2 separate regions of the Mus musculus genome follow, and region 1 is linked to region 2. A link is a loop called in an ENCODE intact Hi-C map of the cell type or tissue named here. Cell type or tissue: heart. All regions are shown on one strand. Each heading gives the region's core, and the rest is flanking DNA. Links, peaks and the distances in the headings are about the cores only.

Evidence for each region. A loop is a pair of places that touch in the nucleus more often than their neighbours do. Peaks named below come from ENCODE experiments on the same cell type or tissue, not always from the same donor. Only the 100,000 strongest peaks of a DNase experiment are listed, where the experiment ranks them.
Region 1: a loop joins it to region 2, with 2.4 times the contacts of the local background. A loop is called at or near these places in 5 of 42 quality-filtered maps.

The regions. Positions count from the first base shown.
Region 1 is chr11:93,878,012-93,892,606 of GRCm38, reverse strand. It overlaps Utp18 (UTP18 small subunit processome component), which reads left to right and starts at 6,841. Exons shown (of 14, transcript NM_001013375.1): 1 at 6,841-7,273; 2 at 8,825-8,940; 3 at 10,434-10,532; 4 at 12,474-12,544; 5 at 14,535-14,595. The coding sequence starts at 6,950. Mbtd1 (mbt domain containing 1) reads right to left here and starts at 6,436. Exons shown (of 16, transcript NM_134012.4): 1 at 6,191-6,436. RefSeq lists enhancers at 6,524-6,557, 6,570-6,612, 6,807-6,839 and a cis regulatory region at 6,819-6,826. In heart, for the core only: CTCF peaks have their summits at 7,070 and 7,653 (motif pointing left); DNase peaks (open chromatin) are centred at 5,766, 6,486, 6,806 and 7,476; H3K4me3 peaks cover 3,684 bases; H3K27ac peaks cover 2,499 bases.
Region 2 is chr11:93,947,926-93,962,520 of GRCm38, reverse strand. It overlaps Nme2 (NME/NM23 nucleoside diphosphate kinase 2), which reads left to right and starts at 6,265. Exons shown (of 5, transcript NM_008705.5): 1 at 6,265-6,695; 2 at 6,897-7,026; 3 at 9,620-9,721; 4 at 10,509-10,621; 5 at 12,475-12,707. The coding sequence starts at 6,901. The coding sequence ends at 12,592. Nme1 (NME/NM23 nucleoside diphosphate kinase 1) reads left to right here. Exons shown (of 5, transcript NM_008704.3): 4 at 1,741-1,853; 5 at 3,008-3,596. The coding sequence ends at 3,125. In heart, for the core only: a CTCF peak has its summit at 7,017 (motif pointing left); DNase peaks (open chromatin) are centred at 6,520 and 7,190; H3K4me3 peaks cover 2,668 bases; H3K27ac peaks cover 2,053 bases.

The sequences.
Region 1 (14,595 bases), core at 3,752-11,751, 71 kb after region 2:
CACAAGCTTGTGACACCTTAACAGTCAATCAAGATGGATAAGAATTAATAGTTGGAACATGGAGAGTACAAACCATGGATAAACTGGACAAAGTCAAAGTCAGGACCCAGATATAACTATCTGAGAGGGTGTGAGACACTGGATGTTTCTCCAATTTTTTTTTTTAGATAGGGTTTCTTTGTATAGCTCTGGCTGTCTTGGAACTTGTTCTGTAGAAAAGGCTGGCCTCAAATTCAAGATATGTGCCTGCCTCTGCTTTCTGAGTACTGGGAATAAAGGCGAAACCACTACCATGTGGCTATTATTCTTGAATCATAAACTTACATGAGATCACAAAGTTCAGATGAGAAATCAAGAGATGGCTGGATTTAGGGTCTAGAAAATTACTTAGTTCCTGCTGGTTTCTGTCTCATCTCACCATCAGGATCAAATACAGTTTGATGAGTAACTGGGTCCAAATTTCTATACTTTTAGGTCCAATTTCTGGTTCTGTCAGTTTTACAATTTGGATGCCACAATTACTTAGGTCTCACTTTCCTTCTCTTTTAAGAAAATATAACTCACTTCAAAAGCAGGCTAAGATAAGGTATTTTACAAGTAATTAGGAAACAAACAGTGGCCTAAAGGGTCTTAAAAATTATTATTGTTGTTTAATTTTGTATGTGTGTGTTGGGGATCGAACCCAGAATCTTGCAAATGTTAGGCAAGCAGTACCATTGCGCTACATCGACCGCTACATCTCTGGTGTATTCATCTTGTCACAAAGCCTGATGGCCTGAGTTCAACCCCTGGGATCTGGATGCTGGGGAGGCTGCAAGCTGTCTTCTGACCTTCATCCATTCTGTGGCATACACAAGCTCACACGTGTACAAACACAAAATAAATACAGATGCAATAAAAAGCTATGTAGTTACTGAGTAGAGCTAACCAGTACTGTTAGATATACATATACAAGGGGTACTTCTACCATGTGTAACATAATTGGACATTAAAAAAGCAAAGTAATAGATATTAGCCTATAAGCTTCAGTGCCAAACAACAGAAGTATAAAAGTTTACTAGACTTGGTATGCCTGCTCTATGACTAGTCTACAAAGTAGGGTCAAATAATTGGGGCTACAATGCTTTAAATAAACTATTATATACAAGTAGCTTTATAATGGGGTGGCACTTATACAGTGAAAAGGACATCTGGGAAGACATTGACAGTGCTACTCACTTTTTAATTGCAGTGATCATCACATCTCTGAGTGGAGGCTTACAGAAACCCTATGAAAAGAGTAAGACTTGATTCTCACCTCATATTTCAGATGAAGAGATCAAAGCTCTGACAGTAGGCAACTTGCCTTAAGAACAAAATGAATAAATGAATTCAGAGCCAGAACTAGAGCCCAACCAATTTGCCCACTTTGTTCAGATCTTGTTTTTACTACACTAAATTCTAAATTAACATTCAAGTCAGAGTTAAAAAGCAGAAAGGAGTTCAAAATCAAACAGTGTTTCCCTAACTGATTTGGTAAGAAAAAACTTTCTGGACACACATGAAACACCCTCTTGGCAGGGCTTGGTGCACACACCTAAAACTCCAGCAATGTTCAAGTGGAAGCACACACAAGTTCAAAGCCAGACTGGACTTGAAATGAGAACTTTGTCTTAAAAAACCAAACTAGATTGGGAAGATGGTAGAGTACTTGATGCCCAAGTACTAGGACCCAAGTTTAGATTCTCCTGCACCACATAAAAGATAGGCACAACAGTAGGCGTCTGCAATCCCCCAGTTGCTGAAAGGCAGACAGGTAGAACCCTGGGGTCTTTAGTTAGAGAGCCAGTCTCACAAAGTAAGTAGAGAATAAGAGGAAAACACCCAATGCCAACTTCTGGCTTCTACATACACACATTCCTGTGTGTGAGACAGGGTGGGTGGGGAGGGGAGAGAGAAAGAGAGAGAGAGACAGACAGAGACACATAAGAGACAGTGAGACATAGAAACCAAACTAGACCAACTGGTTATCAGACCTTACTGTAGGCCCACTGAATAACCACCTCCAGGAAAAGTGTATTTTAAACTCCAATCTTTAAGAGATGAACTTAGTGATTACATTGTACCAAAACCTACATGCTCAATTTGGAAGAGATATGACTGTTTAAATTGACATCAAATAAAAACAGTATGATAAAATATTGAATGCGTCCTTCCATTAGCTACATTTTAAGTGCTCAATAGCCACTGTGGCTAGTGACTTCCATACAGATAACAGACATTTCCAGTACAGCTGAAAAGTTCTATTAGACAACTGATTCTATACCAATTCTTCAATTATGAGGAGAAAAAAAATCAAAGCTATTTGATGCCATCCAACAAGGCCATGGGGCTCGACAACGGCAGAAGTGCAGCTCAAGCCTCTTCTGACAGTGTCCCCAACTATCATTACAGCCCTTTCTTCCATTCAGAGACTATTCAAGTGGATTTATAGCCTTTTCACCCTTCATTACGCTTTCTAGCAAAGACAGAAGAGAAAGTATATTCTTGCAGAGGGAAGGAGGTTTTTGGTTTCTTTCTTTCTTTTCCTTCCTTCCTTCCTTTCTCTTTCTTTTCTTTCTTTCTTTTCCTTCCTTCCTTCCTTCCTTCCTTCCTTTCTTTCTTTCTTTCTTTCTTTCTTTCTTTCTTCGAGACAGGGTTTCTCTGTTTAGCCCTGGCTGTCCTGGAACTCACTTTGTAGACCAGGCAGGCCTCTGCCTCCCGACTTCTGGGATTAAAGGCGCGTACAACCACGCCCTGGTTAGTTTACTGTTTACTTTTTAAGAACCCTCCGGGGCAGGGCGTGGTGGTGCAGAGAACTCGGGAGGCCAGAGGATTTCTGAGTTCGAGGCCAGCCTGGTCTACAAATTGAGTTCCAGGACAGCCAGGGCTATACAGAGAAACTGTGCCTCAGACGGGCGGGAGGGGGAGAGAGACAAACAAACAAACAAACAAAAAGAAGCAGTAAACTCTTGTCTGGGGATGCAGTGTCAGTTAATAAGAATACCTAGCACCCACAAGCCCCAGACTTAATCCCCATCACTGTATAAATTGAATATGGTGGTACATGCCTATGAACCACAATGAGGTACAGGACAGTAAAACATGCATTTTTAAGATAAAAGTTAATTGGAACCTTTAAAGATTAGGACCTATTAGAATATAAATCTAAGCGTGGAACTACTTAAAATCTTTTGGCTTTACCCATTTATTGGTCATGTATTTGAAACCCAAAGACCAAAGACAACTTGTCTTTGAAGTTTATGTGGAAGGTTAAATCTCCTGTTGCTTCTGTGAAATGGGGGCTTTACTATATAGTCCAAGCAAAGCTGTATCTTTACTACATAGTCCAAGCAAAGCTGTATCTTCGGACGCTTGGGTGGTGGGCTTAAAGGCATGCACCACGATGTTTGGCCTAGACAGACATGTAAAAAGTTGTAAAGATAAAAAGCTGAGAAGTAATGAATTAGCAAGTCAAAACAGCTGACTTCTCCACGCTTAATACGTGGTTATTCAGATCACCTGAGGAATCCTGGCTTTCAGTCACTTCGTACTTTCAGTCACTTCATACTCTAATGACTATGACATTAACATGCTGTTTTTACTCATAAACTGCAATTCTGAGTCTGAATGCTGTATTTTAACACAATTTAAAATAATTTGCTTTGTCTTTATTTACAAAAGTAACTAAGGGATGAGGGAAACACCCAAATATCTTGGAAGACAGATAATGAGATCCATGTATAGCTAACCATAAAAAACAGAGTAATGACCTCTTTAAAAATAAAACCAGTTGTTCCTGTCTAGTATGTTTAGCATGCAAATGCTTTTAAAGTCAAATTTTATCATGACAGTTCATGCTTAAAGTTAGCAGGAAAAAACTTTGGAAGGCGATACTGACTGAAACTTTGGTGCGTAAATAGCTCTAAGTTTTTACAGCTAGGATTCAAATCCATGCTAAAACACTAGTGAATAGCCCTGAAAGAAAATGGCTAGAAACCCTGGCTCACCAGAGACATTAAGAACAGTCACTTATTTGCGACAGCATCTGCTCTAATCTGCAAGGCATTTGCAATACTTCAATATGGGCTTCCATATAAATAGAAGCTATTTGTTATTCAGAGGAGACAGTGCAAAAAGCCAGCTATTTTCTTTCTAAACACTCCTTGGTGTGAGGTAAACAGTCTGAAACACACAAGAGCAAACCACCAGCCTCTACCACAGACTGGGGAACAGGAAGACGCTTGCTTTTCTTTACCAGTATCAGGAGCAACTCCTGGGAGTTAAGCACAGCAGTGGGTGCCAATATATATTTGCAAGTTAACTACTAAGTGCTAAGTTCTGGTGCATATTAATGTAAGGGGTAAAAGATTAAAAAGTCGGGCTGTTGAGATGGCTCAGTGGATAAGAGCACCCGACTGCTCTTCCAAAGGTCTGGAGTTCAAATCCCAGCAACCACATGGTGGCTCACAACCATCCGTAAAGAGATCTGACGCCCTCTTCTGGTGTGTCTAAAGACAGCTACAGTGTACTTACATATAATAAATAAATTAAAAAAAAAGATTAAAAAGTCAAAAGTAAACAATAAATTGTAACAAACATTTCAAGTCTAAGAATTCTTACACTTACACACATGAGGGGTGGGGTGGGGGTAGGGGAAGACAGGCAGGTTCGAGCAAGTTCTTAGTAGGTTAAAGGTGTCTGCTCCCAATCTTGATGACCTGGGTTTGATTCCTGGTTCGCACATGGCATAAGTTAAGATGACTACCTCCACCTGTTCTCTGATCCCCCACCCCCACCCCCGCCCCCACCCCCCAACAGCATCCTATCCTATAAATAAATAAACGTTACAAGAAGCATTTGTGAGAAAGGGCCTTCCTTTTGGAGGGGGCATGGGTTTGCAAAGACCATGAGTCAAAATGATGAGAAGGAATAGTTTTGATCATGTATCTTCCAAGTATTGTATTTATTAGTTTCAGTACTATTCCTCCCCCAGGCCCAATTTTACGCGTTCTTAGAAAAAGTGATTTAGCAAAAGGCAAATAATGTACATTGACAGTACCAAGGATATGGTGTTAAAAATGTCCTCATCGCAAAGAGGACTACTTGTGAAACAGTCATGAAACCCCCACATAGCAGTTCCCTGGCTTCCCAGGGAATAGTTTCAACCATCTTTAGTCATGGAAGCAGCACACTTGATACCGACCCAGCAAAGTTTTCAGTTGGCCCTTACCATCTCTTTACTCTCCCCATCCCCCTCCCTCCACTTCCCTGATGTTCTTTCCTGGCATACAAAATATAGGCCAATGAGCAGTGGGTGGGTGAGGAGGATGTGAGAACAAATTTGAGAAGTAAAAAAGGGAGCAACTTAACCAGGACACGACATGAATGAGACTGAAGGGTCTAATAAGGGCAGGCAAGTGAATATCAGAGACTGAAAGAAACCGAAGGTGCTTTCCTAGGCTGCAGTGCGTGGTATATGGATGTAGGGTTAAGTAGAGGTCAGACTACCTACCACTCGTCAGAAGCTGGGCTGCTTTGGGTGACTTCTAGTGTCTCTTCCGACTCTGAAATGTCAGGATTTCTTTTTCACAAAGGAGAACGTACGGATGGTGGAAGCCCACTGACTTGGAACCCTCAAGTAGCAGCCTTGGCGGCTGACTCCCCGATACCACTCCTACGTCTCCCTCCCACACGTGCCCACCCCGCCCCCTTTCAGTATCAGCACCTCCACGTGCAAAATGCCTCTCGGCGCTGGCTCTACAATGGTGGGCTCCGTCTCCAGCCAAGCCCCGAAACTCTGTATGCTCCTGCCCCCACACCCCCGAGAAACCACTCTCCCACCCTTGGCAGCTAAAAAAGGCAAAGTCTCCTATCTAATCTTTCCCTTCAAGCAGAACGGGGTTGGGAGGGAGCAGAGGAAAAACTTTCTTATGTTTTTTTTTCTCCCTAAGAGAACCCTAAGTCAGGGGTTGAGGGGGGGAGGGGAACCCCTGAACGTTTAACGGCCAGTAGGGGGAGGGGAGCTCCGGAGACGGAGGGGGCGTGGGATGAAGAAGCAGGCCCGCGAGTGGGGTCCCCGAGCTGCGGCGTTCCGGGGGCCGGGCAGCCGCAGGCGTGCCCCCCCCCCTCAAACCTGGCACACAAAGCGGCCGCTGCGCTCGGCTCTCACCAGATCCTTTGTGTTTTCCATCAGGGCCTCATGGGTAGGGGCCGTCCGTGCTCCCCGAGCCCGCGGCGCCCCCTCCCCCCCCGCGAGCAGGGGGCCGGTGCCTCTCCCCGGGACTGCGGCGACTACAGGGGGGACCCCCGGCTGGGCCAGGGCCAGCGACAGCAGTGGCAGCCCCCGGATTTCCCCCCTTTTAACTCGGGTGGCCCCAGGATATCAACAACATTAGCATAGCCCTCCCTCCCCAGCGCGCCTGCGCCGTGACCCGCGCCCCGATTGGCCCACTTCCCCCACGTACCCTCCTCTCTCCCCTCCAGCGTGGGACCCTCGGCAGGCGCCGTACTCTAAGGACCGTACCAAGACCACAAGTCGATGAGGTAATTGAGGGCGCGCGGCACGACGCGGGGCTCAGAATCAGCAGGGCGAGAAGTTTCTTTCAGCCACTTCCATTTGGACTCCGGCCTCCCCGAGTCCCTTCCAATATGTTGCCTCCGAGAAGTTGTGTTGGGAAAAATTTCCACTCCAGTCACGCCGCTTCCCCCTCCACCCGGAAGATCGGCCTTCCCTGAGGAACTCCCACATGGGGCGGGGCCGCCGGACGGAGTGGGAGTGACGTAGCGCGCGAGCGCCGGTCACGTGGCTTGCGGCGGCGCAGACTCCTTCCGGCTCCCCGGGGCCGGGCCGAGGAGAAGAGCGAGCCGCCCCGGCACATGCGCAGTGGTACTCCACGTGAACGTCGGCGTTTTCCCCTCAGCCCTGAGGATGCCGCCCGAACGCAAGAGCCGGACGAGACGAGACCGGAGAGCCGGCGCAACGCCGGGGAGGAAAGCCAGACCCGGGAGCGGCAGCACGCCCGCAAAGGCCGCCCGTTCATCCCAACGGACACAGCCGGCCGAGCCGAGGGCGGCCCCTAGCGCGGGATCCGCGGCGGCGGCGGCAGAGGAGGAGGAGAGCCGGCTCCGGCAGCGGAACCGCCTGACGCTAGAGGACGATAAGCCGGCCGCCGAGCGTTGCCTGGAGCAGCTCGTCTTCGGCGATGTCGAGGACGACGAGGACGCGCTGCTGCAGCGGCTGCGGAGCTCGCGGGTGAGGAAGGCCTGCCTGCCTGCCCGCCTGCCTGCCTGCCGAGCGGGCACACGCTCTGGCGGGGCGCGCGGCGGGAGGCGAGGCCCCGGGGGCGGAGCCTGGAGGTGGGGGGGACCTGTGGCGGCGAGTGCTCAGGTGGGAGGGACCGGCGACCGCGGGCGCCGAGGGGCGCCGTCCGGCTCTTTCGCCTCGGGTTCTGGGCTGCTGGCTGGCGAGGGCGGGGACGCTGCCTTTCTCCGCCCCAAAGGGGCTGCGGCGCTTCGCATCCAGCAGGCGCTCAACTGTCGGCTTGGTTTGCCAAAGGATGTCTGCAAAGTAGAGTCGCTCATCTTCGGGCTCTTACACCCTCTGCTGGAACCACAGGGGTGACCGTTTGATCACCTGTCGCGACTCCGCGTAGTGGATGGAACCAATACGTGGGCAGAAGGCGTAAAGCTGCATTTTAATAACATCGCGGGGTGATACCCACGCCCAGCTTTTGAGAACGATCAGTGTGTATTCATCTCTAACCTTTCTTTGGTTGCTAGCTCTTGTAACAATTGCAAATCCTTCCTGATTGATGCTCTTTGCGCTATTATTTTTGTTCTATACCTGGTCCCTGGACTAAGGGTAGAGACACAGCAGTGGAGGAATCCCACAAGAACCCCTCTTGGAACTTGTGTTAGTAGTGGTAAAAAAGCAAGATAAAAGAGACAAGACTAGTAAAGTTAAAGTATGTTGGTGGAGAGGAAAATGAAAACATTTGAGAAAGGGATTTAAATATATGTGAAGACGTCTTTTAGATAGGGTAAGCTGACTGACTCAATGGGAATATCAGCATTTGCTTAGTTCACCCTTTGTGTGGGTGCTTTGATGGAGAGCTGCAGCAGCCTTCTTTGGGAGGTGGAGACCAGTTATGTTAAGAGCTGTGGGACAGTTCTGTATCCAAAGGACTCACTTGATGGGCTTTGAAAGATCTTAAATCAGCAGTGCTGGTGGATACTGCAGTTGGCTCCTTGGACACTGCCCTGTAGGTTGGGAGAAAGCTCAGATCATTTGAAGGGTTTTTTTTTTTTTTTTTTTTTTTTTTGAGTGCTAGGTTTAGGTTTCGAGTGTGTGGGTGTGGTATAAAGTTTGAAGAAGGTGGAGATGGAGCACATAGAACAAGAGATACTCCTCATGAGGCTATGAGACACAGCCTATGTTGTGTGGGATTCTAGTAGGCCCCGGGCTCTGTAACTGTTGGGCTTTGATGCTTGCTCTTTACCTGCCGGCGGCTTACCTTTTACCCTTGTCTACTGCGGTCTTTAGCTTTCCGTGCACTTCCCCCCCCCCCCCCCCTTCTATCCTGCCTCACCTGTCCTCATGGTGGTTCTGATCTCCTTTCCTGCGTGCTCCTTCAGCATGTGCTGTGGTTGTGTTCCATCACATTATTTCATCAGCACACCAGGAAAGCAAAAGCATTCTATAGGCTATTGTAGTATAAGGAGTGTGTGTGCGTGCATGTGCTTGCGTGTGCGCTAGCAACTTGTTGGAGAATCACAGTGGTTTGACGATGGTGTGTCTCTGTAGGGTCAGCTACATGGAAGCTCAGATGAATCGGAAGTGGAAAATGAAGCAAAAGACATTTTTTCTCAGAAGAAGAAGCAGCCAGTTTGGGTGGATGAAGATGATGAAGATGAGGAAATGTAAGTTAGTCATTTTGTTCAGAATCCCTCTGGATACTTTAAAAGTTAACTTGTAGATTTTTACAAATCACTGCCTGGGAAAGTATGACTATATGAATAACCAAAACATTTGGTGCACAGGAAAAAGGTTCATAATTCGTATCTGAGAGAAAGGTACTCACTGTTTCATTGCACAGCTCATTCCCTGCCTGTCTCGTGTGCAGGATGGACTGCTTAGATAATCATTTCAGTTACATCTTAGCTTCCTTCCTCACTGGATGGTTCCTGACTACCAAGGGCAAGTTTGGAATCTACCTCTTTGTAAAATGAGTGTCAGAACAGTGGCTGTCACAGAAGTCCGTTGGACTAAATGATGCATAGAGCATTTCTAGCCTGGTGCCTGGACTGAGTAAAGGCTTCAGGTAAAGCTAGCACGCTGTATTTGCTTTCTCTATGCAAAGTTATATTGGAAGCAAGGGGAGTTGTTCCTTGTATGAACCAAGTACAAATTTACTGATCAAATGAATTTTCTATTTTTCTGCTTTAAGACTACGGAAAAACATTTTTATGAATAAGCTTTTTTGTTTTTCAAATTTCTTAAATGTGTAGTATTTGATCAGAGACTAAGAACTTAGTTTCTCAGGAGAAGTGTGAATTTCAGTCTTATGATCAGTGAGGGTTCTTTTGGGGGTGTGGTGGGGGGTGCTTGTAGACTTTCTTAATTTGACAATAGGAAAGCAACCCTTCTTAAATTGTGTTGAGGAAAATTGATGGTGTGATATATATGTTCTTTATTATCTTTGTTTACTAAAGAGCTTAGTGTCTCAGCTTTCTTACATACTGAGTTTCGATAGGCATTTGAAACTTTGATTTGCTATAGCTGAACCCAGGCTGTTCGTGCTAAGGATGAAGTTGCTGTTGAGCTTTACAGCTTGTTCACTGCCTGTTAACTGCATGTTTTCTTTACCTTTTTCTTTTTCAAGACAGGGTTTCTCTGTGTAGCCCTGGCTGTCCTGGAACTCACTCTGTAGAGCAGGCTGGCCTCACACTCAGAGACCGGCGTGCTTTTGTCTCCTAGGTGCTGGGGTTAAAGGCATGGGCCACCATGCTTTTTTCAGCCAGATTCTTTCACCTTTCTTGTGAACAGAGATTTTCGAGTTTTAGATAGTCAGATCTTGATTTATTGTTTTTATTCTTGTTATTTAACTGTAAAATGCCATTTATTAGAAAGACTGTCACTTGCCAATAAAATACAGGCAGTATTTGATAGTTTGCTTTTTGTGTATTTGACTTGCCCAGGATATTTTGGAGAGAGACTTGAATAGTGTCTAGGTAATTCAGGATGCATTTTCTCAGATATTTCCAGAATGTGTGAGAGAGTCCAGACGAATGGGAAAGGTATATATGAAACACTCCACATCTTACACTATTTAACTTTAGTGTTTTAGTAAATGTTTTTTCAGAATACTAAGGTAGCTCTTCACAATTTAGAATGTTTGTTCTTTACTTCACAGAGTTGACATGTCGAACAATCGGTTTCGGAAAGATATAATGAAAAATGCCAGTGAAAGTAAACTTTCAAAAGATAAACTTCAAAAGAGACTTAAAGAAGAGTAAGTATCCTCTCTCCTGTGGCTTATTTACCAAGAGGTACAGCAACAGCCCCCCCCCCTTTTTTTTTTTTTTGCTTTGCTTTGCTTTGTAATGGCTTTTGGAATAGTCATATATTCCATGAAATGTAGGCATTGTTTGCCTGGTGTCTTCATGTAAGTATTTTGGGCAGGAATTACAACAAATACAGGTATTTTGAAGGAAAAATAAAACCACAAAGCTTGAAATACTATCACATATAGTCAGTAATACTGTTGTGTGGCCATTCATTTGTATGTAGTAAGTTCACTCTACTAAAACCCTTTCCCCCAGAGACAGGATCTTACTGAGTAGCCCAGTCTAACATCAAACTTGTAGGTTCTCCTGCCGTAGCCTACTGAGTACTGGAGTTATTGGTAAGCAGCACTATGCTTGCATTTCACCAGGATATGAAAAATTTTAAAAAATGGAATTACTCATTATATATGGGCTCAACTTAAAAAATAAAACTTTTGCCCTGTTGGCTTTATTTATTTATTTGTGTTTCCATAGTCTGTGAGAGTAAGATGTGAGTAATGTGACACTTTGTACCTGAATTCCTCTGTGGGAATCAGAAACCATATGATCAAGGAGGTTTTCTTTCATTTTCAGTATCATGTCTAAGAAACTAGCAGCTGACCAATTAATATTAAGTTCTGTTGACTCTCATAATCCACCAATGTACTTACCTTCATTGCTTTTTCTTTAACATAATGATTTCATTATTTGTTTTTGTTTGTTTTAAAAAAATGTTCACTCCTTACTGTGTATGAGAGGTCAATAGACAACTTCCTGGAGTCAGAAAGTTTTCTCTTTCCACCATATGGGTTCCAGGGATTGAATTTAGGTCATTAGGCTTGGTGACAAGTACTGTTATTACCTGCTGGTAGCCAGAGGAGTCTTACCCCACCTTCTCCCAGTCTCTCATTGCCTGGGCTGGCCTCGGCCTCACTATAGAGCTGAAGATGATCTTGACCTTTGATCATCCTGCCTGCCTGCTTTTTCCAAGAGTTGGGATTACAGGTGTATGTTGGGTATGTATGTATGTATGTATGTATGTTGTATGTATGTATGTTGGGATTACAGGTGTATGGCATCACACCTGTTTTTATGTGGTGCTGGGGATTGAGCTCAAGCCCTGTGCATATGGACTTTAATAATAAAGTTCTAAATACAGTGTTTTTATTTTTATTTTGTACTTTTGATTTTTGAGACAGAGTTTCTCTGTGTAGTCTTAGAGTTTGCTATGTAGACTAGGCTGCCCTGAAACTCCTGCCTCTGCCTTTCTGGTGCTGGGCTTAGTTTGTTCCACCATGCCTGGCCTAGTTAGTGTTTTATAAAAATACTTATGGGGATTGAAACTTAAGGGCATGTTAAGTAAGCATTATACTGCTGGACTATATTTCTGCCCCCACTCCTCCATTTTGAGAGTCTCTTCTTAAGTTGACCAAGATGGCACCTTGAATTCCCTTTGTAGTTCTGGCAGGCTTCAAACTTAATATCCTCTTCCCCTAGCCTCCCAAGCAGTTGGCCTATGCCACTGGGCCTGATTGAGGACAGTGTATTCTAGTCATTTGTGTTCAGACATTTTCCTTTCAGGCATGTTCTTTGTGTATCTCAGTATGCTGGCATTGGTTTATAACTACAAACAGCCTACATAGTTCCAAATATATAGGATGAGCTGATTAGAGCAAATAGGATAGTCATGTAATTGAACATAAATTTAACAACAAATTTGGATTGAGGTGTACTGTATCCAGTATTGGTTTCTATGGGCAGAGAGGTTCCTGAGTTTCCAGTACAGAGAGCTTGGTTCCCCCCCCCCCCTCCACCAAAGGTATTGATTTGGGAAGAGATTTTATATATGCTCTAAAGGTGCCAGAGGTTCAGTGTTGTTACTGCAACACTTTGGTTTTTCTTCTTAGATTCCAGCATGCCATGGGAGGAGTACCTGATTGGGCAGAAGCTGGGAGCAAGCGGAGGACATCTTCAGATGGTGAGTGTTGATGTTTCTAAGCTAGTAGGTCCCTTTCCATGTACTGTTTTTATTGGAGTTTTCCCAAGCTGTTAAAAATGAAGTGTTTTAGATGAGCCTCCCTCATTTATGTTGGTTTTAAAGTCTGACATTTCCGAGTAAAGACTCTGTTTTTGGTAGCATGGGCTTATTTAATACAGGTTGAGCATACTTAGTCTGAGACTTGACGTGTTCTAGAGTCTGAAACTTTTAGATCTTTCAAGTCTGAAACATCTGCAACACTGGCTTTTTAAAGCCAGGAGTGGGGAGTTATCCATTATGGAACTGTTTCATGCACAGAATTACCAGAAGTATCATTAAAATCACTTTCAGGCAACATGTACAAGGTATATATGAAACAAGTGGATTTCATGTTTACATTTGAGTCATCCTTTAGCTACTTTATCATGTATGTGCAGGTACTCGGAATCTCTGCTCAGAACAATTCAGACAAGGCACAGTCAACCTGTAGCATCTTACTGTAAGGAAGAAAGAGGATAAATGAATTTTGTTCTGTTTTGACAGGACTGTGTTTTATGACTTCGTATTAAGGAAAAATAAGTGGTACTTGATTCAGAACTCTCGCTGAAGACACCTCTAACTATTCTAGCTGTCCACCCAGAAATGGGATGTCTGTCAGCAGAGCAGATGTCAGACCAAGCCCAGATGATAACATAAAACTGCAGGTTTTAAGATTTGCTTGTGTTATTAAATATTTTTTACTTTAAACTCTCTGAGTTTAGACACTATGAATACAGATGGCTTAGTCAAGATCTGATTTGTGTGAAGAGTTATAAAGCTTAGAATAACATTTAAACTCAATTTTATGTCCTCAGACTTACATAGGAAGCACTTAACATCTTTTTATTGGCTTTACCAGGAAGTGATGTATGATATTCATGCATGCTTCAGACAGGATTTGCTAGGAAACTCTTGAGTGAGCTATGTAGACCAGATTGGCCTGAGTTTAGGGTCTGCCTGCCTCTACCTCTGGCATTAAAGACTCAGGCACCTATAGTTTTCCTGTACAGTATTCTGGATGTTTCTTTTGATCTGTCAGCTAATTTTGGGATTCTGTTAAAAACATTCAGAGAACTGACTGTTTTTCTGAAGGTCCTGAGTTCAATTCCCAGCAACCATATGGTGGCTCACAACCATCTGTAATGAGATCTGATGCCCTCTTCCGGTGTGTCTGAAGACAGCTACAGTGCACTTACGTATAATTAATAAATAAATCTTTGGGCTAGAGGCTGGAGCGATCAGGGCCAGAGTGAGAAGAAAAAAAAAACTTAAAAAAAAAATCCAGTGGAGGCTAAATTTCAAGTACTGTTTTCTAGAATTTCCACTGATTGTTTGGTTTTTGGGACAGAGTTTTATGTAGCTTATTCTGGCTCCGAACTTCAGATGGCTTGTGGCATTCCATTCTCTCTTTTCACAGTGTAGGCCCTGGACATCAAACTGGTAGTTAGGCTTGTTGGCAAGTTCCTTTAATCCACTTATCCCTCACTGAAGTGCACATACACAGTGAGCTGGCATTGCTTTTTTCATGTGTGTTGTTAAGCCATATCTCTGTTCTGTTTCTGATTTTGTCATGGTTATGAGTTGCTCTTTTAAAATGAAATGCTTAAACTTGATTTCCTTTTATTCAGTAACCATTCGTATGTCTTTCTTCCCTGTCAAGCTTTAATTGTGTGGGGTGTGTGGGTGTGTACTACCAGTTTGACGCCCAGGCCTACACTGTGGAAGGAGAACGGGCTGCGCACACAAACCTACACATACACACACACACACACGTGTGCAGTGTCATCTTTATCTTTTTTTTGTTTGTTTTGCTTTTACCATTTTCAGCTCAAAAAGTAGTTGAGGTGGTGAAGCTGGGATGGAAGTTGCATTTGGAAGTAGAGAAGTTTGGGGGAGTCAAGGGCCTTCTGACTGATTGTAAAGATTAGCCTTGTGGGTTTGTCTGACTCAGATGAAAGTGAAGAGGATGAAGATGATTTGTTGCAAAGGACTGGGAATTTCATCTCCACATC
Region 2 (14,595 bases), core at 2,317-10,316:
TTCTTCCACTTTAGAGTGTATTGGGATAACCACACCAGACACAACTTTGCTTTTTAAAGACAGACAGAAGGTTGGATGGTAAGAAGGAGGATGGGGTGAGAAGTGTTCAGGGACCACATGCTGTCAGGACTCTGCTGTTATATTACCAGGGCTGGGAAGATATGGGAGGTGGCATGGTTAGCATTTTATTTATTTGTTTTGGCTTTTTGAGACAGGGTCAGCCTTAGTCACTGCTCTGTTGCTGTAAAAAGACACCATGGCCAAGGCAACTCTTATAAAAGAAAGTGTAATTAGAGCCTGCTTACAGTCTCAGTGGTTTAGTCTGCTATCATCATGGCAGGCATGCCTGTCTGCATGCAGGCAGACATGGTGTTGGAGAAATTGAGACATCCAGATCTGAAGGCCCCGGAAAAAGGTGCCATTGGGCCTGGCTTGGGCTTTTAAAACTCAAAGCTCACCCCAAGTGCCACACTTCTTCCAAAAAGGCCACATCTGCTAATCCTTTTTAAGAATGCCACTCCCTGGTGATTAAGCATTCAAATCTATATAAATAAGCCTTCAGGGCCATTTTTATTCAAACTACCACATTTCACTTTCTGGTCCCATAGACTTGAAGCTCTCTATCTTAATGCAAAAATGCATTCAGTCCAACCTGAAGTTGGACTTCAGGTTCCCAGAGTCTGTCAGTCTCAGCATGTTTAAAAGTCCAAAGTTCAGAGTCTCTTCTGAGACTCCAAGCAGTCTCCTGTCACCCCTGTAAAATAACAAATGAAAAGACAGATCACATACTTTAAACATACAGTGACAGCATACACATGGCCATTCCAAAACGGAGGAAAGGGAACACCAGGAGGAAATCCTGAAGCAAAGCCAGCTCACCCAGCAGGACGAACTCTTACACTGCCCTCTGCACTTCGCATCTCCGCGTCTGAGGCCAACGTGCTCTTTGATCTCTCCTCCTTTCAGGAGTCCTCCTCCACCTTTTCTTTCTTTCTTTCTTTCTTTCTTTCTTTCTTTCTTTCTTTCTTTCCTTCCTTCCTTCCTTCCTTCCTTCCTTCCTTCCTTCCTTCCTTCCTTCCTTCCTTCTTTCAGAATTATTTATTTATTTTATGTATATGAGCACACTGTAGCTGTCTTCAGACACACCAGAAGAGGGCATCGGATCCCATTACAGATGGTTGTGAGCCACCATGTGGTTGCTAAGAATTGAACTCAGGACCTCTGGAAGAGTAGTCAGTGCTCTTAACTGCTGAGCCATCTCTCCAGCCCTCCTTTCAGGATTATTGGCTGACACACTTCTCTGTCTTGAGCTGTTTCTACAACCCATATGCAGCTTTCCTTGACAGGTATCCCATGACTCTGGCATCTCCAATATCTTGGTGTTTCCAACACAGGGTCTCTCTACGAAGCCCTGGATGTATTGGAACACTCTATATAGATCAGGCTGGCTTTACCGAGATCCACCTGCCTCTACCTCTAGGGTGGTGGGATAACCTCCGTGGCAGTATTTACCATTTCAAAAGATTGCTGGAAGCCACACGGATGGGTCTGAATTGATCTTGGGAGGATAAGAGTAGGGACAGGTAGGTGACCAGCGTCCTTAGTATTGGAACAAGTAGGTATTCTGTTTGTCTAGTTGAATGAGGGGGTCCAGGAGCCGTTGGCTTTGAATTTCCATGTGCCAGGTTTTCTACCGAGAGAGGGTTTCTCCCTTGACTGTATCTTCTGCTGTCCTTGGAGGTCTGGGAGGGTCTGAATGTGGTGAAGACAGGCCGCGTGATGCTTGGAGAGACCAACCCCGCAGACTCTAAGCCTGGGACCATACGAGGAGACTTCTGCATCCAAGTTGGCAGGTAAGACTTGATGCTTTCCACCCCTCTCCAAATCCTAGCTACTTGCCACAGGAATTTGAGCCTCTGAGTCTAGAAATGAACACGATACCACCTGCAGGCCAGTTCATTTTATTTGTTTTATTTTAGCTTTTAAAGTTTACTTTTATTTTTTTTTTCTTTATGTGTATGGATAGTTTGCCTGCATGTATGTGTACCACTTTTGTGACTAGTGCCCAGAGAGGGTAGAAGAGGGCATTGGATTCCCCTGAACTGGAGTTATAGATAGTTTTGAGCCCCATGTGGATCCTAGGAATTAAACCCAGATTCTCTGGAGGACTAACCAATGCTCTTAAAACTGAGCCATCATTGAGCTGGAGAGATGGCTCAGTGGTTAAGAGCACTTACTGCTCTTCCAGAGGTCCTGAGTTTAATTCCCAGCAACCACATGGTGACTCACAACCATCTGTAATGGGATCTGATGCCCTCTTCTGGTGTGTCTGAAGATAGCTACAGTGTACGCACATACATAAAATAAATACAATCTTAAAAACAAAACCCAAGCCAGGAGTGGTGGTACACACCTTTAATCCCAGCACTCGGGAGGCAGAGGCAGGCAGATTTCTGAGTTCGAGGCCAGCCTGGTCTACAAAGTGAGTTCCAGGACAGCCAGGGCTACAGAGAAACCCTGTCTCGAAAAAAAAACCAAAAAAATCCAAAACTCAAAAAAACTGAGCCATCTCTTCTGCTGCTAGTTTAGTTGTTTCTTGAGACAATGTCTAAAGTAGGCTAGCTGGCCTCAAAATTGCTATGTAGCTGAGGCTATCCTTGAATTTCTGATGCCCCAAACCCTTACCCCTCTCTCAAAGGCACTGGCCACTCCACCAGGTTTCAGGTCACTTTAAAATATTAATTTTGTCTTCCTGCCTCTGAAGGCGGAAGCTGATTTGCTTGCTTGGTCCCATTGGCTGTGCCTTTCTTGGACAGAGAGTCTGACCAGCATCTTCCCTGAAGGCTCGGGCTGCTCACAGGAAGTCCTTCTTTCATGTCATTCTGAAGTACTTGGGACTCTGGCTTTTCTGATGCCATGGCCTTCCGCTATCCATAGTCGAGCGCAAGGGGCTATGGGCAGGCTTATCTCTCCCATTTGTAATGATGTCACCTCTCTCCCCACCCAGGAACATCATTCATGGCAGCGATTCTGTAAAGAGCGCAGAGAAGGAGATCAGCTTGTGGTTTCAGCCTGAGGAGCTGGTGGAGTACAAGAGCTGTGCGCAGAACTGGATCTATGAGTGACAGGACGGTGCTGGTTTTCTACCTGCTTACTCTTGTTCTCACAGGCAGGGGACCAGCAACCCTAGATATTTCTGGAACTTCTTTGACCTGGAAGGAACCTTTGGGAGCTGTGACTCCCTGTGCAGTGTTACGTGCCACTGTTAGATTAAAGTGTTTAATCTGTACTTTGTATTGCTGTACAGCTCTGCATTCCTTACCTCCTTCAGGCTTCTGGATAATCTGAGTGGACAGAATGTAAATGTTTTACAAATTACTTATATTGGCCTCATGTGCACACAGAGATTCTTTTCATTTGTGGTTTGAGCCACCACCCTGAGACACAAGGGCATTTCTTTGTCTATCTCCCTTCCTATCACCTGTGTTCTGTTCTCTCCTGGCACAGTCAGACAACAATTTGTGTGGAGGATGTGTGAGGTTGTGAAAACTGTTCTGGGAACAGAGAATTCATTAGAAATAAAGATGCCAAGCCAAGCCTGTTGGCCCAGGCCTGTAATTCTAACACTCAGGAGACAGAGGCAGGGGGATGAATTCCAGGCCAGCCTAGACTACATAGTGAAACCTTGTCAAAACAAAACAAATCAAACAGCTGGGTGTAGTGGAGCATGCTTTTTAATCCCAGCACTGGGGAGGCAGAGGCACTCTCTCAAAAAACCAAAACCGGAAAACAACAATCCCCCACCGGCTGGGGATGTAGCTTAGTTGGAAGAGAGAGTCTGGCCTAACATACACGAAGCCTTGGGTTCTATCCCGAGCACTGCAGAATGGCATGGTAGTACTGTGATCCAGCACTCAGGAGGTAGGATCAGAAGTTCAGAGTTGTCCTCAGCTTTATAGTTTGAGGCCAGCCTGGGCTATACAAGAACTTCTCTTTAAAAAAAAAAAAAGCTGGATGGTGGTGGCTCATGTCTTTAATCCTAGCACTCAGGAGGCAGGGGTAGGTAGTTCGAGATCAGCCTGGTCTGCAGAGTGAGTTCTAAGACAACCAGGGAAAGACAGAAACTCTGTCTTGGAAAAACAAAACAAGCAAAAACCAACAACAAACCAAGAAAATTGTGAGACGTTGTAGCTACCATCAGATCAGAAAACCCATGTGTTCTGTAGGCCTGGGACCGTCAGCTGGTGTCCAATGAAGGGTCCTTCTACTGTGGGGTAGGGAGGTATGTGACCTGACAAAGGGGTAACCGACTCTTCACCCGACAGGTAAGTTCAGTGAAATTTGCAGATTCTCAGTACAGTTGACATTTGGTAACTCCAAAACATGGGAGAGTGGTGGCACATGTCTGTAATCCCAGCATTTAGGAGGGAGAGACAGGCTTTCAGTAAGCTTGAGGCCAGACTGGTGCAGTCCAGCCAGGGCTATGCAGCTAGATCCTCTCAAAAGGCAACCAACCAGCTGGCTGGGCAAATGCGAGCCCACACACACTTCAGGCTGAGAATGAAGGAAATGGGCCCAGAGTGAGGGCAAATGGCAGTCGGTGCATCCTAGTTGGATGCTCTGCTAATTGAGGTGTAGGACAGTGGAGAGGTGTGATGGGCTGTTACCCACCTGAGTAGTTATAGGCGACCAGTTGGGCTGGAGCCACAAGGCTGATAACCTGAGTTTGGAGGTCAGCCGACCTCATCTCATCTCAAGTTGTGAGTAGTACTGGTGTCATAGAGAACATAGAGAGCTTGCCGGTTCCTTTAGAGATGCAGGGAGGCATCAAAGCAGGGTATATTCTCTCGATGAGACCAGGGCTAGAGTCACTTGAAATCAGTGTTCATTGGGAATCAAAGAAATAAAAAAATAAAAAAAGGAAATTGTAGGTTCAAGTGCCCAGTGTGTAGAGCCTGTATGAGATAACTTTAGAGTTTAATTGCTCATCCTAATGGCCAGTGAGCAGAGGGCTGTTCTGTCCAAGCAGGTCTTTAGCCAGGGCTGATGCAATGGAGCTGGAGAAGGAGGTTTCAGGCATTTTGACTCATCTGCGCTAGTTAGGCTCAGTGCCTTGGGCAATGCCCTAAACCTATTTACTGGGATGTTCAGGGCCCCAGCTCAGGCTCCAAGCCTGCTGGGAGAAGCAGCAGCTGGTTCACACAACATACTGCAACTTTTTTGGGTGTGGTCTGGATATGGAAATGAAGCAGATGTGGGCACTGAGGGCACCTTTAGGGTACTGGTGGCTTGCCAAGAAGACAGGAGGTAAAGACTGCAAGTTGACAGGCCTGGCTTCTGAGAATACAGAGTCTGGAGTACTGGAGGTTGGACCAAGGCCTTGTGCATGCTACACAAGTGGACCTACCACAGAGCTAAATATTCAGTGCTCCCTACCTTCATGTAGTCGAGGCTGGTCTTTAATTCTAGTGTAGCCAAGGATGTACCACTTTACCCACTCCAGCCCCTCTCTTTGTATGTATTCCTTAAAAACTTGTTTTTATCATATTATGTGTAGGTGTGTGTGTTGCATGTGGGTATGTGCACGTAAGGGCATGTCCTTGGAGATGGGAGGCACCGGATTCTATGGAACTGGAGTTATAGTTGTGAGCCACCTGAAGTGTGTGGTTGCTGGGACTTGACCTCTGGCCCCTGGAAGGCTCTTAACTACAAAGCCAGCTCTCCAACACCCCATTTTGTATATTTTGAGACAGACCAGGCTGACTCTGAACTGTGTAGCAGTGGCTGTCCTTTCCTGATCCTCCTGCCTCCACCTCCCAAAAGCTAGCACTATAGGCAAGTGTCATCTCTCACACCTGGTTTTGCTTCTTATTTTGAGGTAGTCTCATGTACCAAATTCACCAGGCTGGCCTTGAATTTCCTCTGAAGTCTAGGCAGGCCGTCAACTTATATACAAAAATCTAGAATCTTGCCAGGGGTGTCTCAGGTTGAGGTGGGTAGCCTGACACTCGGTAGGTAGTGCTCTGTGGGCAGGAATCCCAGGCTCAGGGTGGCATCAGAGCCTCTAGAGGAAAGGTAGGTGAGGAGACAGAGAGCTGGGAGCTGGCCCTAGTGTCAAAAGGCATGGGTTATCTTAGGAATTCGAAAGTCATTCTGAGACAGGAACAGATGGCCTTCTGAGGAGGGGCCTGGAGACAGACTTGGCTCCTAGGGAAGTTGTCATTTTGGGTGAGGAAGGCTAAGCTCAAGCAGAGAGGAAAGAACAGAGGGCTGAATTTCGGAGATAGGAAAAACTCGGGGTATCCCAGAGCATGGAGAGTCCAGCTGGGCGCGGATGTCTCAGGGAAGCTTGAATGCAGATGTCTCCTGGAATAAATTCAGGACCTGGTCTCCAAAGCTGAAGCCTTTAGCTGCAAAGAACAGGCGGACTTGGGTGGAGAACAAATCACTTCCTGCCCCGCAGCCCTCCGCAGCCCTGCAAGGAGAGGGCGTGCACCGCGAGCCTTTGGGCGGGGACAGAGACGACTGGCAAGACCAGGCAGCCTGAGCGTCCCGGGTTGGGCAGCGGGGTCCTCCGGGGTGTGGCGTCTCTCGTCCCGCCCCGCGTCCCTCCTCTCTCCGCGCCGGCTGGTGGTCGTTCTATTCTCTTTGCTTCTGTCGCTCATCGCAGACACCAGCCGACCCACCGGCTTTCGGTAAGGCTAAGATGCACTCCCCGCCCCGACATCAGCTCACCACAGGCTCCCGCAGTCCTCTTTCTGGGCCTCCCGGGCGGGGCAGAAGTATCTGGAAAGCCACGTGTCCTCCGCAGCGGCGGCGGTGGCAGGAACCCACGTGGCTTCCTGGGCCGGCTTGGGTCGGCCGGGCCTCATCGACTACACTTCTTGCCTCCACAGGACCATGGCCAACCTCGAGCGTACCTTCATTGCCATCAAGCCAGATGGCGTGCAGCGCGGCCTGGTGGGCGAGATCATCAAACGGTTCGAGCAGAAGGGGTTCCGCCTGGTGGCCATGAAGTTCCTTCGGGTAACAACGCCCTTCGCCCCCTACCCCTCTGCTGCTGGGTGGCGGGAGTTTGGTTCGCCCGCCAGTAGTTTGGCCGCGTCGCCTTTTGGAGTCGGAGTTAGGCCTCCTGGCTGATTTCACTCCCACGAGAATCCTTTTGACCTCCGCCTCTCACCAGACGTTGGTGGCTCGCTGGCCCTTTCCCAGGCCGGGGAGGACAGACGCCCTTGGGAAGGTTTAAGTGGAGGTAACGTGACTGGTGTCGGTGCCCAGGCCTGGCTTCCCTCCCACAGTGTGTCCTGGTCCTGTCCGTCTCGCAAAAGGTCTCCAGTCGGCTTGTGTTGTCATGTGGGATAGCAAGGATTGGAGAGAGCCTGAAACCCGCCCTGTACAATTGCAATTCTTTTGTGCTTGAGCCGAAACTTCCAGATGACCTAGGCTGCATCTCTCCTTGGCATAGGATAGTAACTATTTGACATGGTATGTAGCCACCAGCTGAAGGTGTAGTTCATGAGGTCTAGAGTCAACCCCTCCTAAACAGTAGGGTGTGGTGGCACATGCTCAAATCTCAGCACATAAAGGTGGAGATAAGAAAATCTGGGTCAGCCTGGCGGTGGTGGCGCACACCTTTAATCCCAGTACTCGGGAGGCAGAGGCGGGCGGATTTCTGAGTTCGAGGGCAACCTGGTCTACAAGGTGAGTTCCAGGACAGCCAGGACTGTACAGAGAAACCCGGTCTTGAAAAGAAAAAAAAAAAAAAAAAAAAAAAAGAAAATCTGGGTCACCCTTGCCTATACCTGGAGTTTAAGGCCAGGTCTGGATCCCATGAGACCCAGGTCTGTCTTTCTTTCTTTCTTTCTTTCTTTCTTTCTTTCTTTCTTTCTTTCTTTTTTGACCCAGTTTTTTTTTTTTTTTTTTTAATACAAGGTTACCTTTTAAAATTTTTTATTTATTTATTTATTTATTTATTTATTGGTTTTTCGAGACAGGGTTTCTCTGGCTGTCCTGGAACTCACTCTGTAGACCAGAAATCCACCTGCCTCTGTCTCCCAAGTGCTGGGATTAAAGGCTTGTGCCACCACGTCCGGCAACGAGGTTACTTTTAAAGTTTAAATATCTACTGAAATATAACAAAGGCCATCAGTTTTGTTCTTGGGGCTGGAGAGAAGGCTCCGTGGTGAAAAGCACTTTGCTCTTCCAGAGGATGGGTTCAGTTCCCATTCATTACTCACAGGACAGCTCAGAACTGAAACTCCAGTCTTAGGGGATCTGACACCTCTTTTGGCCTTGGAGCAGGAGACATGCACAGGATGCACAGTGTGTAGGCCAAACACCCATACACACGATTAAAGTAAAAACAAGAAAAAGCAGGGCATAGTGGCTTACACCTTTAATCTCAGCGGAGCCAGAGGCAGGCAAATTTCTTGAGTTTGAGGCTAGCCTGGTCTACAGAGTGAATTCCAGGCCAACCATGGCTGTACAGACTCTCTCAAAAACAAGACAGAGAAAGCGTTCTTGGGGTTGGAGAGAGGACTCAGCAGTTGAGTATTTATTGCTGAGATCAGGAGTTTGGTTCCCAGTACTTAGGGTGGCTCACAGCCCTCTCTAATTTCAGTTCCAGGGGACCTGACGTCTTCTGGCCTCTGGGCACCAGGCACAAATGCAGGCAAACCACCCATACACATAAATCCTTAAATCTAAAGTTTGTCATCTGAAATGTTTAAAAGGTTCTGTTGAGCAGGGAACCTGGGTTACTGACACATTCAGTCAATATTGTACTTTCCACTTCTATAGTGTTAGATCCTTAACATCACTGACTATGTAAGAGTCTTTATTTCTTTTGGTTTTTCTAGACTGGGTTTCTCTGTAGCCCTGGCTTTCTTGGAACTTGCTCTATAGACCAAGCTATCCTTGAAATCAGATCCATCTATCTCTGCCTTCCAAGTGCTGGGATCAAAGGGGTGCACCACCACTGGCTCTTATTTTTTAAGACAAGGTTTCTATCCCAGGTTGGCCTTGAACTTGGGGTTACCCCCTTTGTCTACCAAGTGCTGGGATTGCAGGCATGAGCTATCAGCTCATTTTGTAAACACTTGCAATTTTTGTCTTGTGCACGGTGTGTTTGTGTGCGAGCATTGGTCCTACCATCTTGAGACAGTCTCCTGGTCACTGCTGCATATATACTCTGGGGCAGCTGGCCAGTGAGTCTCCAGGTTCTTGTCTGCCTTCACCTCCCATCTCTGGGTGGGACGTTCTGGGGGTTCAGGTCTGCATGCTTGTACTTGATCCCCACGTGCTTCCTGCACGGAGTCTTCCTCCTTTTAAACCAGGTGCTGGAGACTGAACCCAAGGCCTTGCACACGTCAGGCGAGCACTTGACCACTGAGCTATATATTCCCAGCTCAGGTTGCCTTTATGACCAGTATAGGGTTTTTGATTTTTCTGCCACAATAAGTGTCGGTTTCATGGTATGGATCCTTGTTAGTTTATTGAACTACCAAACCTGGGATTGAGGACCTGTTGTGTTGGAAAGCCCAAGCTCACCCCCAGGGTGGGCTACAACCATATCTAAGCCTTTCCGATCCGTTCGCCAATGGGCTCCTCTCTCTGCCAGGCCTCTGAAGAACACCTGAAGCAGCATTACATCGACCTGAAAGACCGTCCTTTCTTCCCGGGGCTGGTGAAGTACATGAACTCGGGGCCCGTGGTGGCCATGGTGAGTGCTTGTGCTTGTGAAGGGCTGAGGTGGGCAGATACTCTGGTCTTTCTCTTTTGGGACTGGCTTTTGCCTTGTGGCCCAGACCGGCCTGGGACTCTGTACCTCTTTAGTAGTGAAATTCTAGACTGGCAGGAGTTGGCCAACTATGTGTTTGGAAGGTGAAAGAACAGGGAGTCAGATTTTAGGAGAGGCTGGGCAATAGGCTGACTCCCACCACTCCAGCTTCAGGAATCTGACCCCTCTGGCCTGCGTAGGCGCCAGTACTCCCCATGGACACGTTGTGTACACACACAGGGTTAAGAAAAGAGCTTAAGGCAAATCATGGTAGGGCTAGTCAGCTTTCAAAGGAGCACTGTTTCCCACGGGTACTTTTGATCATACTTTTCCTAGATTTCAGAGATGCCCAAGTTCTCTGGCCTTGACTGTCTCTATGAGGCTTCGATGTCCCCATGGGAATGATGGCAAAGTGCAAGGAAAATTGTCTCGGAGCACTTTCTGTTCCCAGACTAGTCCTTTTAGTTTCTTTTATAATTAATCCTTGCCCTCTCAGGTCACTAGGTCCTTTTCACTGATCCCTGCCTGATCTGTCCCCAGACTGTCTCCCCCCCCCCCTTTTTTTTATTTGGTGAGTAGTCTTTTCCTATGTCCTACTTATATATTTAAAACAGGCTCTTGCTCTCAGCAGGGCTTATCTGCCCACAGTGCCATCCCATTGATCTTATAGATGGATGAATAGGAATGTTTGTTTTTAATGGTCTCAGTAATTGTCTTTTGTCTGGTGAAGGTCTGGGAGGGGCTCAATGTGGTGAAAACGGGCCGAGTGATGCTGGGGGAGACCAATCCAGCTGATTCAAAACCAGGCACCATCCGTGGGGATTTCTGCATTCAAGTTGGCAGGTAAGGGTGTGTGTGTGTCTGTCTGTGTGGGATAATGAACTTTTAACTCTAAGTGGCATATATAACACTTTGGGCATATCCCAAGGTTTGGAAAACCTGAACTTGAGAACGATTGTTGTGATTGAGACACTGCAGACAGCTGCATGTGATTTTTCCTATGTGGGAAACAATGGGTTTCAACCTCATCCAATTTATTACTGTGTCTATTTATTATTAGGCTATGACACCTAACCCTTTGATTCCCTTAGCTTTAAATTGTACTCAAACTTTGCACATTCAAATGGAATAAAGGGTGGCTGGAGAGACGGCTCAGTGGTTAAGAGTACCGACTGCTCTTCCAAAGGTCCCGAGTTCAAATCCCAGCAACCACATGGTGGCTCACAACCATCTGTAATGAAATCTGATGCCCTCTTCTGGAGTGTCTGAAGACAGCTACAGTGTACTTACATATAATAAATAATCTTTTAAAAAACCCAAAAAACAAATGGAATAAAGGGATTGTTCCTAATAAGCATGGTAGGTTTGATTTGTAAATTACTTCTAAGAAAACGAAAGCCAGGCCTGGTAGCCCATACCTCTACTCCCAGCTTTGGAGAGCCTGAGGCAGAGCAGGTATATAGGGAGTTCTGGGACAGCCAGAGCTACATAGTAAGACCGATTGGTCTTGAAAAACTAAAGAAACAACAAAACTTCCTAAAAATTCTTAGTGTGAGTGATAGACCTTAATCACAGCACATCCCAGGCACCTCTGAATTTGAGGCTAGCCTGGTCTTTGGAAGGAGTTTCGGGGCCCTCAGGGCTACACAACGAAACCCTGTCTTGAAAAGACACACCTCCAAAACCCAAACAAACCAGATAAGGAGGTAGGGGCAGGATGATCAGAAACTTCAAGGTCAGTTTTAGTTGCATAGGAAATTTGGGACTAGCCCTACCCACTCCCCAAAGCTGCAGGACTGGCTCTAAACTGGCATTTGGAGGCTTGCCCACTTCTGGTTTTTTTGTTTTTGTCCTTTACTAGCAGTAGCAATCTTGGGTTATAAATACTAAGCTCTTTTTATTTGAGCACCTTTATATATAGCTTTGTACTTTTTTGGTATCCTTAAAGTTTTTTTTCCCTAGTGTTTTGCTTGCATGTATTATGTGCACCCAGGGGTCAGATGAGGTTATCAGATGCTCTGTAACATGGTTGTGAACTACCATGTGAACCCAAAGCTGGGTTTTCTGCAAGAGCAAGAAGTAGCCCTGGCTGTCCTGGAACTCACTTTGTAGACCAGGCTGGCCTCAAACTCAGAAATCCGCCTGCCTCTGCCTCCGCCTCCCAAGTGCTGGGATTAAAGGCGTGCACCACCATACCCAGTGCAAGAAGTACTCATAACTGTTGAGCTGTCTCTTTAGTCCCATCCTAATGGGTTTTAGTTAAATGGTTTACTATTTGCCTTACTGAGTAGGGCCTCATATAGTCCAGGTAAGCATTCTAGTATTAAGTTCTGTGTCAGTCCTAAGGTCAGTTTTGGAATGCTTGGGGTGGGGGTGGGGGTGGTGGTGGGGCAGAGAATGTAATTATTCAGTGTCAGGTAAAAAGGTCTGCAATGTCTGCCCCATGCTGTTATCTAGTGAATGGACTCTGGCCTCATAACAAGGGCTAGAGAGATGGCTCAAAGGTTAAGAGCACTGGCTGTTCTTCCAGAGGTCCCGAGTTCAATTCCCAGCAAACACATGGTGTCACACAAACATCTATAAGATCTGGTGCCCTCTTCTGGCTTGCAGGCATATATTCAGGCAAAACACTGTATACATAAAAACTCTTTAAAATAAGTCTTAAAACACAGTAACAAATGAGCTTTCTTTCTTAGGAACATCATTCATGGCAGTGATTCAGTGGAGAGTGCTGAGAAAGAGATCCATCTGTGGTTTAAGCCCGAAGAACTGATCGACTACAAGTCTTGTGCCCATGACTGGGTGTACGAGTAGACATGAAGAAACCAGAATCCTTTTCAGCACTACTGATGGGTTTCTGGACAGAGCTCTTCATCCCACTGACAGGATGGATCATCTTTTCTAAAACAATAAAGACTTTGGAACTGAGTGTGCAGTGTTCAGTACTCATTTGCTAGAACTAAGTGAAGTGGTTTTGTTCTGAGTAGTTCTATTTATTTACTGTGAAGAATCAGCCTGGATCTTCTCCGAAACGAGCTAGAGATCAAGACACTCATCCAGGAGAGGTAGTAGGGGAGAGTCAGTGTGATACTGACTGTTCGGGGAAATAAGCGTCTCTAATTGCACTAGCTAACAGAGGAATGTGTATTTCTCTGCAAGATGTGTGTGAACAGATTGTCTTTGTTGACTTGCAGATGTAAAAGGATACTGTAGGAATGAAGAGCTAAGGGAGCAGCTAAGGTACTCCCAGCCTGAAACTTGTACTCCTGTACTCCTGCAGCCTTATCCCCTCCCTGATGGCATGCAGTTGAGCGTTCTGCGTGCATGCACGTGTGGGTCTAGTATGTGGTGGCGCCTGATGCCTAGAACTGGATTTATGGATGTCAACTGCCATGTGAGTGCTGGGTACTTTTGCAAAAGCAGCGAGTGCACTCGGTCACCAGCCATCTCTTCCCCTAACACATCCCCTACAGTAGAATGTATGTACACTGGTGTGGGTGGTCTCAAGCTGGAGACACTGGTGGTTGAGCTGCCCACTTTGGGTGCTGGGAGCCAAGCCTTTGGGTCCTCTGGAAGAACAGTATGTGCTCTTGATAAACCACCACTCCAGTCTTCTGGGATGAGACAAGGCTGAACACTGGCGTGGGCTATTTATATTGCCTTTTCCCCCCACTTTGAGACTTTGTGTGTGTTTAGTTAGCCCTGGTTGTCCTGGAAGTTGCTTTGTGGCCAGGCTAGCCTTGAACTCAGAAGGCTCCACCTTCCTCTGCCTCCCAAATGCTGGAATTCAAGATGTGTAACCATACCCACACACACCCCCGACCCCCGGAAATGTAGATTGTCTAGCCCACCAGCATGGGTTATTTGGTATGCTTTTTTGGGAGGCTAAGGGCACAGTCTATAGTTCCACTTTTAGGGCAAATCTTCCTAGACTGGCACAGCTGTCACTTCTCTCAGAGCCTGACTTGTAACACAAGCAGGTGTGTGTGGACTATTTAGAAATTGTTAAAGCCTAGGCTTGGTGGCTCACATCTGCAGTCTTGAACTCAGGAGGCTGAGGCAGGAGGGTTTTGGAGGCCAACCTGGGCTGAGATCTTAAAGCAAAAGCTGATGAGAACTGTCATCCTAGCTAAGAAAATATTTAATGTATATAGGTGCTTTGTCTAAAGCACACCAAAGAGGGCATCGTATCTTGGATCCCATTACACTGTGAGCTGCGGCATGTGCGGTTCTGGGATGTGAACCCTGGCTCTTAGCTGAACCTCTTACCACTGAGCCATCTTTCTAGCCCCCAATATTCTTTGTGTGTGTGTTGCTATACTGAAAAACTGACACTGATGTAACCAACAGTCTCTTGCCTGCCTATGCATAGTTTCTAAACACTAATTCCTTTGATGAAAAGTCCTTGTATGCTGAAAAGATGCAGAGTGGAGCACCTGGTCATCCTAAAAGGGGGAGGGGAACACCAACTAAAGGATGGATTGCCACCAGTGACCAATCTCTAGATAATGACATTCTGAGAAAGCCCAAAGGACAGGGTTTGGTGGCCATATTATTTTCTCCTGCATGTTTTACCTTCTATCGTCAAATCCATTGCCTCTCTAAAGTCCCAGACCCTTTATTTATTGTGTGAAGGCACACATACGCCCCGTCTTGAAGGTGTAGGAGCCATAGGGCAGCTTTCAGAACTGGTTCTCTCCTTTCAGTGTGGGTGGGTTCTGGGGACCAATCTCAATTGTTAGGCTAGGTGGCAAGTGCCTTTAATTGCTAATCTCCCTGGGACCCCTCACCTCCAACCCCCACCCACTCTCCTTTTT